2 separate regions of the Homo sapiens genome follow, and region 2 is linked to region 1. A link is a loop called in an ENCODE intact Hi-C map of the cell type or tissue named here. Cell type or tissue: heart left ventricle. All regions are shown on one strand. Each heading gives the region's core, and the rest is flanking DNA. Links, peaks and the distances in the headings are about the cores only.

Region 1 (7,763 bases), core at 1,912-6,911:
GTGAATGTGGGTGTCGGCTGCGGCATTAAATTCATCATCTCAACCCAGAGTGTCTGGTCTCCCTGCTCTTTCTGCATGGTTGTGTCCCTAGTCCTAAGCTTTGGTTCTTTAGGGTGACTGTGGTAAGAAGGATATTTAATCATGACATGCACGGACACGTACATATTTAACTGAAACAAGTTTTACCAAACAGTATTTACTCGTGATGTGCGTAGTGCATTCTGATATTTTTGAGCCATTCTATTGTGTTCTACTTCACCTAAAAAAATAAAATAAAAATGTTGATCAAGACATGGAGTTGATTTTATGACCACTAATGGGTTGTGACCCACAGTTTAAAATGAATGCTTTAGAGGGTTTTACTAGTGGCTAAAGGAAAAACTACAATGTGTTCTTACAGTATAGCTTCCTTCAGTGAACTCACCATATAACTCCCTGGTGATTTTGCGGGCTTGTCATTTGGAGGCCAGCTGTCTTATGTTACTTAAGAAACTGGACTTCTTGGACTGTGAGAGGAGATGACATCACTCAGGTTGATTATAGAACATCAGCCCGTTCCCTGCTGTCAGAGTCCCTCCTGGTTTATTGAAACAGAACCACAAAAACATACATCACAATTTCCAGAGTCCAAGGGCCGCTCCAAATGGCCATTTTGTAGAATTTGGTGGGGTTTGATGTTACTTAACACAAGAGGTCTATTAATTGGAGTTTTTAAGTATTTAAAGTTAATTCTTGTGATTTTAATAGGATCTGCCACTTTCTAGGACTCATTTGGGTTGTTAGAAAATCCTGCAGTCCTGAGGGATGACTGGGGCCTCAGAAGTCATCAAGTCCTGCCTCTCCGCCAGTGAAATAGTCTCTCCATATTGTCTCTGACTCATCCATTTCAACTGGTGGGGTGGTAGTGGTGATGGATTCTTTAAATACCTGGTGAGGCATCCCCTTCTGCTGGTGGGGCCTCTTAATTAAAAAAAAAGAGGCTCATTTACCTTTTGCTCACGGTAAAAGTTCATCTACCTTGAACCAGAATTTGATCTTTGTTCCACTCCCCTGCCCCTCCTTTCCTTCCTTTAAACCACAGATAGTAAATCTACTGGCACTTCTAATCTACCACCTTTCAAATATTTGAAAGTAGCAGTTGTCATTCCTTGTTTACACTTTTCCACATGAACTGCCTCTCCCCCACCACTTTTGTTTCTGCACAGGATGTGGTTTCCAGATCCTTCCCTGTCTGGCTGGAGCCCCAGGAGTTCTTCAGAGGACACTCACTCTGCCAGTGTGTGGTTGGGCTGGTGGAAGTTCATGAGTGAATGTGATTAGATGCCCTCCCACCCATCTCTTCACAGCTTTCTGAACATATCAGTCTTTGTTCTCCTCCCAATGTAAAGATGCTTGTTGTTAGTAAGGGAAGGCAGCCAACAGAGAAGTCGAATGATTCTACCTTCTGTCAATCTGCCATTCTCTCCAAACGCTTTCAACCACTCATTCTCCATGGGGACGATACTGCCTCCATGGGGACGAAAATTGGCTCTCTGGGGCAAAAAAAAAAAAAGCCTGAAATACTAAAATGTTGCCTTCCAAAGTGCAATCCTACCTGACCATCTTATTAGTATTTAATTTCTCTTGTTAGGGAAAATTAAAATTTTCTCTTTAGGGGGCTGCCAAAACCATTAAAGATAAACACATCTTTAAATCTAAGTGACAGTACCAAAGTGCTCAAATGTTTTTAGCCTTGAAAAAAGCCCATCTCAATGGGAATCTGGCCTTCTTCTATTCCGACAGATATGTTGGTTGGTGTGGTTCCCACTGCGTTCACCTGAAAAAGGGCTGTGAGTTTGGGAAGCCGGCAGGACTCCTCAGGCCTCTGACATGCCAGTGAACTTCAGAGGTGGGATTGTTTCACCAATTTTGCTCACTCAAGAGCAGGGCACTCCAACCTCCAGGCTCTGCCAGTTCCCAGGTGTGTAACCGTGAGCAAGAAGACAGTAACCTTGCAGACAGTAACCCCTCCTCCACAGGGTGGTTGAGAAAGAAATGAGCTAATGGGTACTTAACAGAATACTTGGAACATAAAGCCCTTGGCAAAATAGTTGTTTCCATTATTTATTATTACCGTTAGTGAAATGAATAGCCTCTACTGAGGTTCCTGAGAAGAATCTTAAGAGGTTTTGGCATAGGCCCCTGATCCTCCTGTTTGCTTTGAGAAATGAGTAGTAGGTGTCAGATTTCAGCCTTCCTTCCACACAGGTATTATATGCCCAAACACATCTTCCCACCTGCCTGGCTGTTCCCTCCCTCCAGCATCGGCTTAAAACTGACCAACAGGCCTGGCCCATTCTTGTGTTCCGTTCCCTAGCCTTTGGTTGCAAACTGCCAGAGTCATGCCACTTGGACTCCTTTCTGAAGGTTCTGCAGAAGCGAGCTAGTGTGACCAACATTCTGTCTCAGGGGCTTGTCTGGGTTTAGCCCCCAAGACCCTGAATTTGGACGGCACCCAGCACAGCACCTCACCCATCACATGGGTTCAGCAAATGCCAGCCCTTCTCACTGTCGTCTTAGTTCCTTCCTCGTCTTTATGCATACTGGCTTCTCATTTGGGTTTTACTTCTCATTTCTGGCATTCACTCCTGCAAAATCTTACCATCTGGCCTCCCAAAGTAGTGTGCCAAGGCTTCCCCGTGACCTCACCGCAGCCTCACACCTGGCCCGGAGCGGCATGCCTCTTCAGGCAGGTGGTGCACAGGTGAGATCATCACACGTGGGCATCACTCAACCTGCATCTCAAATGAAGCCACGTCAGAAGATTCCAGGGGCAAGGAAAACAGCCACATTCCAGGAAAGGCATTTTCATTTTATTTAAAAATTATTTACAATTTATTAAGCCTTCATAAATGCTTTATTTTAAAATCTTTTTTTTAAACTTTTTTTTTAACCTGAAGAAAATCTTTGTGGGGTGGGGGTATATAGGGAGGGGAGTGGTGACAGGCTCCATAGGGATTTTGCAAAGGGATGGGTGTAATGCAACAGCAGTGGCTTGAGCCTGGTGGCCTCAGGTGATGAAGACCAGCCAGGCAGGCACCCCGGGGCCAGTGGTCAGCTGGGCAAGAAGCCTGCATGATGGTAGTTCTTGTTCAAAACTCACCATTTATTGGTTTGGGTCTAAGTACCCAACATTGAGGGCTGACACTTCGCCTGTTCCTACCAGGCAAGAGCAGGTGTTGGGACTGGATGACTGTGAAGTTATCTACGAGAAGTCATGCACTGCTGAGCCTCAGGCCAGGCCAGGCAAGGGGTGTGGTGAAGTCAATAATCATTGCTGGAAAAGGCTTCTCTAGCTCCAAAGTCTTTACTTCCACACGCTGTGGCCCTCCTGTCTGCAACACCTGCTCTGGGTTGTTGGGGAAGAGGGGACAAAGTTATGTGGGGGTGTTGGTTGTACAATACTCTAGGGTGTGCCGAGAATTTCTGAGGACTTCCACTTCTTGGTGGGTGCCAGCCTTCCCCATCAATTGATGGACATTTGAAAAGACCACTTATGATTAAAAACCTGTCTCGAACTGCCCAGTATCCACTTCACTCTGCATTGCAGAAACGCTGGGCTGAAAGTTCCACTATTTAAAATAGTAGTGTTTTTTTTTGTTTGTCTGTTTGTTTTAACTCTTTGTAGGTCTGAGACCTTTGAGAACCTTATGAAAGCTTTAATGCTCTGGAAAAAACATACAAGAATAAATACATTAAATACTGACAGTTTTAGGGGTTTCATAGACCCTCTGAAGTCCAACTATGGACCCCCTGGGGTGATGGACCCCAAGTTAAGAACCCCTGAGTTAACAGTTCCTGTGGGTAAGCATTTTCTTTTGAGATGCAGATAACCCAGAGGAATGATCAGTCTCCCTCCTGCCTGTGAATGACTCAATGGGTGTGGGGAGGTGGGAGGGAGGGTTTTGGAGGAAGGGGAGGGAAGCTGGATGGTATACTACGGGGAAAGGTTTGGGAATGGTTTGGAGATTTAGCAGACAGCACTCGATCAATGAGTTCAGTGAGTACTTGACTGAGAACATCTAAAGAGTAGGAGACAGATCAGAAAGGGAGATAGTTATTCTGAAGACAAATTTCACTTACTTCCAAGTTTTCCCTAAGGCTGGCTGTGGTTGCTTTTCTTTTCTTTTCTCTTTCTTTCTTTCTTTTTTTTTTTTGCGGGGGGAGACAGAGTCTCGCTCTGTTGCCTAGGATGAAGTGCAGTGGTGTGATCTCAGCTCACTGCAACCTCTGCCTCCCAGGTTCAAGCGATTCTCCTGCCTCAGCCTCCCGAGTAGCTGGGACTACATGCCCAGGAGAGATGGGGTTTCACCATGTTGGCCAGGCTGGTCTCAAACTCCTGACTTCAAGTGATCCACCCGCCTCGGTCTTCCAAACTGTTGGGATTACAGGTGTGAGCCACCGCGCCCGGCTTTGCGGTTGCTTTTCAGAACTGTTTTATTCTTGGAAGCAGGTATGCGCGGTCACTCTGCCATCTGGTGGTTATGCTTGGAATTGCACCTGCCCCAACTTCAGGAGAAAAACCAGAGATCCAGTAAGTTCTTGGAATAAAGTACACTCAGCTGATCTGCTAGGGTGTAGTAAGGGGGTGGGAGAAGGACAAATGCATGAAAAAGAAGAATGATTCTTCAACATTCCTGTGTAACTCCCACTGAAGTCCCATGAGATTATGTATCTTTCTTGGCTGACCTGGGCACTCTTTGGTTTGTCATGGCTAAACTTGCTTTCAGCACTTACAGTTTTTCCATGTAAGTTTTGTTTGTTTTTTGCTTTGATTTGCACTTAAGACCTGAAGTTCCATCTCTGGCTCCCAGTTGGGTCTCTCTGCTCCCTGTTCCTTCTCTTCCAGAGCAGAATTATTGATCGATTGAAGACTGCTGATTGGGAGCCAAAACAGATGTGTCCCTGGTAAAAACAGTGACTTGAGGTTCCATCTCACATTCTTTCCATTCCAGCTGAGACATACTGCCCCAGGCTGCTGGAACCCTTATCTAACAGGAAACCAGTCACTAACAGTTTTCTGTGCTGTAATGTCAATCACGCGCCAACATGGCTGAGTCCCACTTCTTTAAAGCTCTGGGGGAAATTCTTGGTCCATCCCCTGAACTAATCTTCAGACCTCCTACTCCAGCCTCCCATGTGCCTGTCTGCCAATGGCACCTTCTGAGCCAAGCTATGCATGAAATGTGTTAGAAAGTTAACATTTTGTTCTGGAGGAAAGAATGGCAAGTTCCAAGACGATAGGTCTCCTATGGCATCAGGGGACCCAAAGAACAAAGAAGAGCATCAGGGGTCCCAGAGTGGCATTGTCAGCTTGCAGTCAGACATCTCTTTTCCAGTCCCAGACTATGCTGTGGAAAAGACCATTTCTAGCATGTTCTATCAGAGGCACCTCCTTCTGTTATGGCCATGTCAAGGTTCTGAGTCGAACTGGAGGTAACGAGGGAAAATCTGCCAAACTGACAGCTAGGGGTGAAGAGATGGAAGGGAAGGCAGAACATTCTGTCACCTGTGGGAGGCCTTGGGGGAAGCAGATGATGGGAGGGTGGATTCTCCCCCAAAGCTCTGGAATTTCACACACCCAGTGAATGCTGGCTTTGCCCTGTCATGTGATCAGAGGTGTTAAATTGGAGTTGTCCTCAGAGGTTCTCTCTCCTTCTGGTGACCTCTTCCTTTTTTGGCCACCTGAAAAAAACAAGTTGCAAGTATCAGCCTGTAACACTGGAGGAACATTCATAATTGCTTGGCAGTCTGAGTTCTTTTCAAAACAGAAGCAGAAATGGAGACAAAGCCCTTGACAGCTTGGTTAGAACTAACCGGCATTGTATGCTGGTGCTGATATTGGCATATTTACATCTTGAAAGATTAGGACGTACTTTCCACATAAGATGCCATCTCTGAAAAGTCACAAACCCAGGCTGGTGCCTGGAATTGAGACTTCCTGGAGGGGACTGAGTAAAGCCCATGTAACACCTCAGGCCCATGCCTCCTGCGCCCCTTGGGGGCCAGCCCCTCTGACTGCCAGACACCCTCAGAGAGGACCAATCTCATAGACTTTGATGTCCCATGAATCAGGGTTGGTGGCTGTAGCTGCAAGCCATTTCCAGGGACCTGCGTTCTCTAGCTCTGAAGCAACCTCCCTTCTGCAGTGGGGCAGGTGGGCATAATTACATAGTTGTCCTCAAGGATGAGAGAGCAATCTGTTCCCAGGTCTGTTTTTAGGAAGGAATATCTTCACCTTGTTCTCTCCACCATTGACTTCCATCTGTGGAGGAGATTGCTCTCTTTCTATTGAGTCTCCTGGACACCAATTCTTTAAAGGACTAGACAGAAAATATTAGAGGCCTGTGGGCCATATGGTCTCTGTCACAATTACTCGACTCTGACATTGTTGCCATAGATAACAAATGGATCTGTCTGTGATCCAATAAGTCCTTACTTACAAAAACAAGTAAAGGAGGGAGGTCAGAATTGACCTGTGGGCATGGTGTGCAGACTTCTGTCCTAGAGGACAAACAACTGAATGGGACAGATCCCAAAACTATCAAGGGTGCAGTGCTGGCCCAACCCCTTCTGCGGATTTCCACAATTGTACCTCATTAGGGTTTCTAAGAGGAGTCCATGGCTCCTCCCCCAAGAGGAAGATGCTAACATGCTTTTCCTACTAACCATCAGCAGGGTGGCTCTCATTTGGGTGAAGAACTAGCTACTCACTCAAGGTTCTCAGCAGCTTCTTGCCCACGTTTTCCTCAAAATCGCTACTGCAGGGGCTGGTCTCTGTATCCAGGTTGATGTTACAACATTCACTATCTGATGCTGAGAAAGGAAAGGAGAGAACTCAAGTTGTCTCAACCTACACACTCAGGCATCAAGAGAGGGTGATTCTGAGTGATGACATCCCTCAGCAAGTGAAGTTTAAGACGTGAGCCAAGGTGAGGGTGGTGTAACAAGGCAGGGACGCCCAGGGAAGTACAGGGTGTCATTAGTTAGCAAGAGGCATTTTAGTGCCACAAAAGGAACAAAAAGATGGAGAACAGGAGCCGGAATCCAACGATCCATGCAAAGTCAGAAATCATTCCCTCTTCTCAAACACTGTTTGGCAAGAGAGAGGGTTTAGAGAACAATGTGTTCTCCACCCAGTCTATTTGCCAGACTAAAAGCACACGTGAGGATAGGTGGAGGTCTCCTTGGTATATTTGCACAAACCCTGGAAAGCCACAGGGTTCAACAACAATGCCCCTGTCTTCTCCCGCAGGACTCAATGGGAATTCAAAGAGTTACAGAATCTGAGAGCCCAGAAGGGGCCAAGCCTTACCACCAATGCAAATAAAAACCTAAGGCAGAGCGGTGTGTTGGAAATGGCACTGCACTGAAGCCATGAGGCTGAGCCTGCTTCTGATGCAGTTTTTGGACTTGAGCAAGTTATTTCCCTTCTCTAGGCCTCCAGGGTCCTCAAATGTCACAGGACGAGGGTGGACTAGATGATCTCCAAGACCACTCCATCGCCTTCATTCTTATTCCTTTGTTACATTTTCTTGCTATGTGCTTTAGCTACTAGATTTGGTGTTGGGGGCAGAAAAGGAACATCAGTTCTAAATTCAGGTCCTGGAACAGTGACTATGTATGTCCCAGATTTTCTGGGTCAGCCACAAGTTCAAACATATTGTCTTGTTGACTTTAAATTTTTTTTTTTTTTTTTTTTTTTGAGATGGAATCTCACTCTG
Region 2 (7,763 bases), core at 1,685-6,684, 310 kb before region 1:
TTCCCAATCAACATTACACCACATACCACAGCAAAAAGGACAATTAGATACTAGTTTTGAATTAATTTGAAAAGTTTAAAGACAACAAAAAGAAACAGCCCTCTGTTTCTGTAACAGAGTCTGGAAACTGCCCAAGAATTACAACGAAGTTCTTTAATGAGGTAGATGTAATAGGCATTTATACCTTCATCTAGGCTGTAGTCATCTAATGAATTGCTTGGATGTTGTAGTAAAGGAAATTGTATAAAATTGTTTTAAAAAGATGTATAAAATTTAAAAGTACGAAAAGAAATACAGGAACAAGAATAGATGTAGTGAAAACTTGGCACTATTTCTGACAAAGTATTTTTTTCAAAGTTTATTCCTAAATGTGAGCAAAGCAGTCATAAATGAATGTCAGAAGCAGTTGTAAAGATGGGGCATGGTTAGTTGTGGCCAGCTGTTTTATAAAAAATAGATTCTGTTTATACTTGCAGAAAGATTCTGTTAATGAGCATTTCATTGTAGCTGACAAAGTAGTTGGGCTAGGAGGCCAGTCACTATGACTTTGCACATATTACAACTGCTCTAGGCCTCAGTTTTATCACCCATATAAATCAAGGGGGTTGACCAGAAGCTTTAAAACTCTTCTGAAATTTATTATGATTACTATTAGAAACTCTGTTCCCACCAACCTTATCATCAGGGGTTATGGATAAAATAGGAGGCTCTTTTGGGCAGCCTGGTCTTCTAAACCAAAGGACAAAATGCTCTTCCCAAAATCATATGATTTTTCTACCTTGTCTTCTGCCTTTAGTTTCTAATCTTGTCTAGCCTCTTTGTTTGATAGATGAGAACCGAACCAGAGATGGTAAGTGACTGGCCTGGGGTACCAGAGCTAGTAAATGACAAAGCCAGAACTAGAATCCAGGTCTGCTATTCGTTAAGCCTACTGTTCTTTCCCTTAAGTGATACCACTCACTTGTCTTTCATCCCTGACAAAAAACAAAACATAAAACTGTGAGAAGCATCTGTTTAGATGATATCAGTGAGAAGTATAAATTATTTCAAAAATATAAATATGGATGTGATAATAAATGTTAATGCCTAAAAACACTAGCTTAGCAAGTGCATGGCAGACATTTTTCAGCAATCACTGGATATGATCTTGAAGTTAAAGGAATCTCTTAGGATGAGGAGGGGGTGGGGCAGGATACTTTGGAAGACATTTGGAGAATAAATAGAAGATTGGTGGAAAGTGATGAAAATTTCCCAGACCAGAATAGACACTGTGGACTACTAGAGCAGGGAGGGAGAGAGGAGGGCATGGATTAAAGAACTATCTGTTAGGTACTATGCTCACCACCTGGTGATGGGATCTGTACCCCAAACCTCAGCATCACTCAATATACTCATGTAACAAACCTGCACTTGTACCCCCTGAATTTGTTCCTTGGTGTGGGAACAAAAGTTTCCCAGATTAAGGAAATTCAAGGAGCTAAAGTACAGAGAGAAAAAATGGTATAATTTGGCTTAGAGTTAACTGCAACTTAAGTGAATGAAATGCCACATAAATGGGTATTTTACATATTTTTCATTATGTTCTATGACAAGAATTTTGGGGAAAGTGATGGATTGTGCTATCACAAGACTAAAAAGCATCACTACAAGCCACGGACTCCTATTTTGATGTTTGTGACCTGTCTCAGTAATAACAAGAGTCCTAAAACAGTTCAGGTTCATTGTCTCTGTTAACAAGAGTGGTTGGTAAGATTCAAAGGAACCAGTGGAATGTGAATTTTATGACACCATAATTATCTTCATGGGAGAACCACCAAAGTGCAGAAATGCAAATAGAAGAGAAATCTTTAAAAACCAAAGGGTATGGCAAGATAGATTTCTGCTCCTAGAAGCAAATTATTTTATTATAAGGAAGAAATATATTTAAGTAATTGGCTCTCAGCAAGGAGTAAGTGGCTTTTGTTTCTAGCTAATAAGATTTCATTTAAAATCTATTAATTGGGAGAAGAGAATAAACAAAGGAGCCCATACCAATAATAAATATTCAGTTCTTCTGAGGGATATGACAAAATTTTCCTTCAGTACTGTGGAACTCCTGGAGACCTTGCTCATGGTAATAAAGACAAGCCTAGATACCATAATATTAAAGTAATGAACAGGAAATAACACATTAAACACTCCAAGACAAAATAAGAATAAGAAATACATATATATTGAAAAAGTGATAAATGTAGGTATCCTGAGATTCTCAACTATAAAAAGAACAGTAATAGCAATTTGAATAATACACATAAAATCCTTAAGAGTGTCTGCTACATAACAAAGGCATAACAAATAATGGCTATTATTACAGCCAGGATGAAGAATACTAATAAGAGCTTTCAAACTGGACCAACCACTACTTCCGTGTTTCAAGTTCATTTTTAGCACATGAACATGATCACTGTTAGCCAGTGAAGTAGCTTCTGACTAGATCATTGATTAGATCTCACAAAAAACCAAAAATAGTATATGGAAACCAAGATGAGAGCAAAAGAAAACGTTACCTGAGTAGGCAGCTAAAACATATTTTGACATTATTTTTAAGCAGCATTCATAAGGTTCACGGAGCACAGATAATAAAAGAAAAAGCAATGTAGAAGTCTTAAAAACCAAAGGAAATTGCTATGAAAGAAACCCTAATGAAAGGTAAGAGATTTCCAAAGGAAACAGAGGGCAGGTGCAGTAGCTCATGCTTGTAATCCCAGCACTTTGGGAGGCTGAGGTGGGAGGATTGCTTGAGCCCAAGAGTTTGAGACCAGCCTGGACAACACAGACTCCATCTCTAAAAAAATAAAATAAAAAATTAGCTGAGTGTGGTGGCGCACACCTGTAGTCCCAGCTACTCTGGAGTCTGAGTTGGGAGGACTGTTTGAGCCCAGGAGGTTGAGGCTGCGGTGAGCCATGATGTTGCACAACTGCACTCCAGCCTGGGTGACAGCGTGAGGCCCTGTCTCCAAGAAAAAAAAAAAGGAACAGAGTCTTTGCATGCTTAATCCATGTTTATCTAATTTTAAAACAATACAAGACTGGTCATCTTTTTATCTACCAACCAAGGGTCAGTATACTTATTTTTATCTTAGTTTATTTCTAGGATGATCTTAATTTCTTTTTCCCTGTTTTATGAAGCATTTAGTTCCTTTCTGTTCCCAGTATGAAATTTATTTTTGAAGAATTCTACTTTTGTTTTCTTTAAAGCCAGGGACTTTTTCCCCTATTAATCTAATCCCAAAAATCAAAGGTGACGAAAAGAAAAGAAAATGCTCCCAGCCGTGGGAGCATATTCGTGGAAAGGACATTCAAGGCTACATGTAGGAAAGGGTAAAATATAAGAAAGATTCCATGCGGACCCTGATGAAGAGAAATCCTCATGCAATTTAATGGCTAAATGTGGAGGAGAAGCAAAGCTCTGGAAGGGTAGTGGGTGAAGATGTAATTATTATGGCTTTTCCTCTCGCTTCATTAATGGAAGTGCTGTTTGTGACTCAGCAGTCTCTTAATAGAGGTTCTGAAAGTTGCCAGATGGCTTATTAACAGATTGATCTATTCCAAATTTGCTCCCTTTCAGACATTCCAAGAGTCATAAATTGAGAAACTTCTATTTCTCAGAAATAATTAATAAGAACTTTGATTTTATTGCCTTTGCCCACTCTCCTGATTCTGTTCCCCTTTTCTTTAAAAACAACCCAAATACATTCCCCATACTACATACTGATTTTAGCAGTGAAATGAAAGAACTCTCTTTATATCTTCCTGTGTAAGGGCTCACAAAAACAGGCCCAGGGAACAGTGACCTAAAATCAGACAAATCCAGGTTCCCAGTCCCCATCACAGTTTCTCCATCCTACTAACACACTTAAGGCTCAAAAAGCAAAATTAATGCCCAAACAGCCTGTGAGGCACATAAAAATGGAAAAATTTTCTATCCTCATCATACCAGGCATCAGATAAGATACTAAAATCTTCCACAGACCATTCATTTAGAAGGGGTTCTAACCTTTAAAATCATGTACTAACATCATCAACACTACGACAGGGATCTTGGATCACACCCATGATGGCTTCTTTGTCAAGGAAGCAAGGAAGTTATATCATTTTGGTGCCTGGAAATTCCTATGTGGTCGATTGAACTGCAAAGATCTTGGATCCCTGTTAAAGGTTGTGGATCTCCACATAAATGATATCTCTGTTACAGAGAAAGAAGGGGCTGCTGCACTTGCTAGAATGTCTCTGGCTTTGTATCAGATGCTACAAATTTCATTTCAACCAGGCTTCCAGTGTGCCAAATGCCAAACTTCATGCTTTAGCAAGGGAAGAAAAGGTGAGATTCTAGGAACACACCAGACCTCTCAGAAGGAGTCGAAGCCTGCTTCACTTGGACAAAGCTTGGTCCCCCGTATTAGCACCAATCTCCTGTCATTTAGTTCCTCACAGATTAAATTATAGCTTCTCTCAGAGAAGACCTGGGTACGGAGAAGGAATTACGGTAGAAAGTAAAGTAGAAATTCCAAGGGCAAATATCCACAAGGTCAGACATCACAGCATCTGAGGCTATATAAGAAAGTGGAGGAATTCAATGAGCAGCAACTCGGGGGTGCTCAAGCTTCTCTAGTCCTGGTCCAGCCTCACGGCCCCACCTGTACTCCCATCATGGGCACCACCTCTTCAAGCCACAGCAAGTCCAATGGAGCTGAGGCTCGTGTTTGTCGGTGGTGAATTCGGCGTAGCCGCAGAAGGTATAGGAAGATGGCCAGTAGCACCACCAGGATACAGGCAAAGAAGAGATAGTGGTTGTATACAAAGGAGAGACGGAACCAGCTACCATGGGCTTGTCGGACACCTTCCTGCCGAAGATCCCTAGGGAAGAATTAAGAATTTGTAGGTGGAAAAAACTGTTAAGTTTCAAAGGGAGACATTTACTGATTTGAAAGGCCCAGTAGTGTTATCACATTTATTCCATCCACATAAACATTTTATGACACCAGCTCCACAGAGCAGGCAAAGCTGAAGAACATCCCCCGCCCCAGGAGCCCTTCTGTGTCTTCCTTCCCACGGCCCCCAGAAGGGACCTCCAGGCTTACACCCTCCAGAATCTAAGCCAAGATGGGAAGGCCTTTGAAATTGAATCCCAAAAAATGAACAGAAAGGCTAGATTGATCACCTGTAACATAAGTCTTAAAATATGGCTTATAAATACAGTACTAATGAGAATAGGGTATCCCCTGAATCCAATAAAGAAATCAGAGTGTGTGTGTCTAAATCCTTTTTTTAAAGTTGCTATGCAGCCAAGTGCAGTGGCACATGCTTGTAATCAAAGCACTTTGGGAGGCCAGGCCAGGAGAATTGCTTGAAGCCAGGAGTTCAAAACCAGCCTGGTCAACATAACAAGACCCCATCTCTGCAAAAGAAAAATCAAAAAATTAGCTGGGCATGGTGGCGAGCACCTGTATTCCCAGCTACTCAGAAGGCTGAGGCAGGAGAATCACTTGAGCCCAGGAGTTCAAGGTTGCAGTGAGCTATGAACACGGCACTGCCACCACACTCAGCCTGGGCAACAGAGCAAGACCCTGTCTCAAAAAAATAATAAAAAATAAAGGTACTATGTTTCCTTAGGATCTAGGATATATCTAAATAAAGCTGTTACCTGATCAACTGTATTACAGTCAGATAAAAATAAGGCGATATGAAAACCAAGTGTAATGGTCCACCTGGCTAGAACAGAAGCCACTCTTCAGCAGTCCAGATCCAGATCTAGTTTTGTCTGGTTTGACCTGCAGTGTTCTTCTAGAATGCGAATCTCTAAACTGAAAGACTTCATAAAAAATATGGATTTCTGACTTTTCTGGACAGATGAGAACTGGCAAATGCTGGGACAGTGCTTGTGTGTGACAGTAACCAGCCCATTAACTGGGATACATGCTCCAGTTGTGGGCAACCCCCACCTAGCCCACTTCCCTCACTTCTGTCGCCTGCCTGGCTGCTGACGGTATTGAGTTTAGAGGAACAGACATCAAAGATACAAAATTCATCTGAGTTTATCTGAAATAGTCCAGGGTACAGGTACCTAAAAATTGTCCCAAATATCTGACAGTACATAAAAGTAAGGTATCAGGCTACCAGAGTTTGATGAAAGTAGCCCCACTAAAAACATCTCACGTCCTTTATTCTAATTCTGACCCACCAAAAAGCCTTCTAAGTCAATGACACAATGTCTGGAGTGCCTCTGTATGTTATGAAAGATTGCTCTAGACATCCTACCCCTGTTCTTTAGTCAGATGTGTTTTCCAGGGTAACCCAAGAATGACATTTTAGCTTGTCAGTATCTTGGAAGTGATTAGTAAGAGCTCAGTCCTAAAGACTGGTTTGTTGTGAGTAAACAAATAAAGCTGGATTTCTGAAACAGCAAAGCTGAGACTCCAGACCAGTAATGCTCAACCTTCTTTCTGTTCGAGCATGCCTGGTAGTAACAGTGGCTCACATGGAAGTAAAGGAGTTTGTTTTTGTGAGGGGGTAGAGAGGAAGGTCACTTAAGACCTATTCTAAGCTGGTTAAAAAAAAAAAGAAAGAAACCGATTCTGAGGCATCAACTGATATCCTCTGAGCTCAAGATACCAGATTGGTCAGTCTTACTTTACCTGAGTGGTAAGAATCGTGTTTTATATAGAATGGCTCCCAGCGTCCACTGAACCTCTCGGTCATACACCAGCTGGGCTGTCCGCAGGTTTGGGTAGTCATAGGGAAAGTGGAATCCTTCATGTAAGACTTGGTACATCCAAGCCGATTTAAAACACTGATATCTGTGTGACAAAAATAATTAAATTTTAAAAAAAGAGAAAAGAATTCTAATACTTTCCTTTGCAATAAGCCACTCCGTATTCCCACAAGTTATTAAAAGACCTACCTCCTCCCGCTTCACCTTCCTCACCTCTAAGTGGGTTATTTCTAAGTCAGCCTACTTATCTTGTGTTTACCACAAAGGCAATAATGATACTGTGGCTGTGTTTTTCTTTTTCTTTTTTTTAAGAGTCCCTATCTTCAGAGAGCATATTAAAATATCTACAAATGTAATTATAGGATGTTTGGGATTAGCTTCAAAACAACCCAGTTGAAGTAAGAGGGGGATTGTGGATGGGAAAACAGATAAAAACAAGATGGGCCAGGAGCTGATAAATGTTAGTAGGAAAGCAGGGTGACAGGTACACAGGAGTTGATTACACTATTCTAGTTTTGTTTATGTTAAAACAATTTTTGTTTTTTTTTGAGACAGAGTCTCACTCTGTCACCCACGCTGGAGTGCAGTGGCGCGATCTCAGCTCACTACAACCTCCACCTCCTGGGTTCAAGCAATTCTCCCTGCCTCAGCCTCCCGAGTAGCTGGGATTACAGGCACCTGCCACCAAACCCTGCTAATTTTTGTATTTTTAGTGGAGACAGGGTTTCGCCATGTTAGCCAGGCTGGTCTTGAACTCCTGAACTCAGGTGATCCACCCACCTCAGCCTCCCAAAGCACTAGGATTACAGGTGTGAGCCACCATGCCCGGCAATTTTAAACAATTTTTAACTAAAACATTTAAAAATGAAAGGACCAATGAACCATACTGGCAAAATGTTATTTGTTGAAGCTGTGTGATAGTTACATGAGGGTTTATGTTGCTATTCTCTCTACTTTTCTATATGTTTGATATTATCTATAATACAAAGTTAAAAAAAAAATCACTTTTGGC

Evidence for each region. A loop is a pair of places that touch in the nucleus more often than their neighbours do. Peaks named below come from ENCODE experiments on the same cell type or tissue, not always from the same donor. Only the 100,000 strongest peaks of a DNase experiment are listed, where the experiment ranks them.
Region 2: a loop joins it to region 1, with 2.8 times the contacts of the local background. A loop is called at or near these places in 28 of 110 quality-filtered maps.

Annotation. Positions count from the first base shown.
Region 1 is chr10:99,389,398-99,397,160 of GRCh38, reverse strand. It overlaps CNNM1 (cyclin and CBS domain divalent metal cation transport mediator 1), which reads right to left. Exons shown (of 11, transcript NM_020348.3): 10 at 6,754-6,855; 11 at 2,831-5,724. The coding sequence ends at 5,645. GOT1 (glutamic-oxaloacetic transaminase 1) reads left to right here. Exons shown (of 9, transcript NM_002079.3): 9 at 1-291. Among named protein-coding and RNA genes, the nearest start is that of GOT1, 37 kb to the left of the region's middle. In heart left ventricle, for the core only: CTCF peaks have their summits at 4,320 and 4,522 (motif pointing left); a DNase peak (open chromatin) is centred at 4,480; H3K27ac peaks cover 1,591 bases.
Region 2 is chr10:99,701,585-99,709,347 of GRCh38, reverse strand. It overlaps ENTPD7 (ectonucleoside triphosphate diphosphohydrolase 7), which reads right to left. Exons shown (of 13, transcript NM_020354.5): 12 at 6,675-6,836; 13 at 1-4,896. The coding sequence ends at 4,665. It also overlaps a transcript of COX15 not described here. Among named protein-coding and RNA genes, the nearest start is that of COX15, 27 kb to the left of the region's middle. In heart left ventricle, for the core only: no CTCF peak of the experiment used is centred there; no DNase peak of the experiment used is centred there.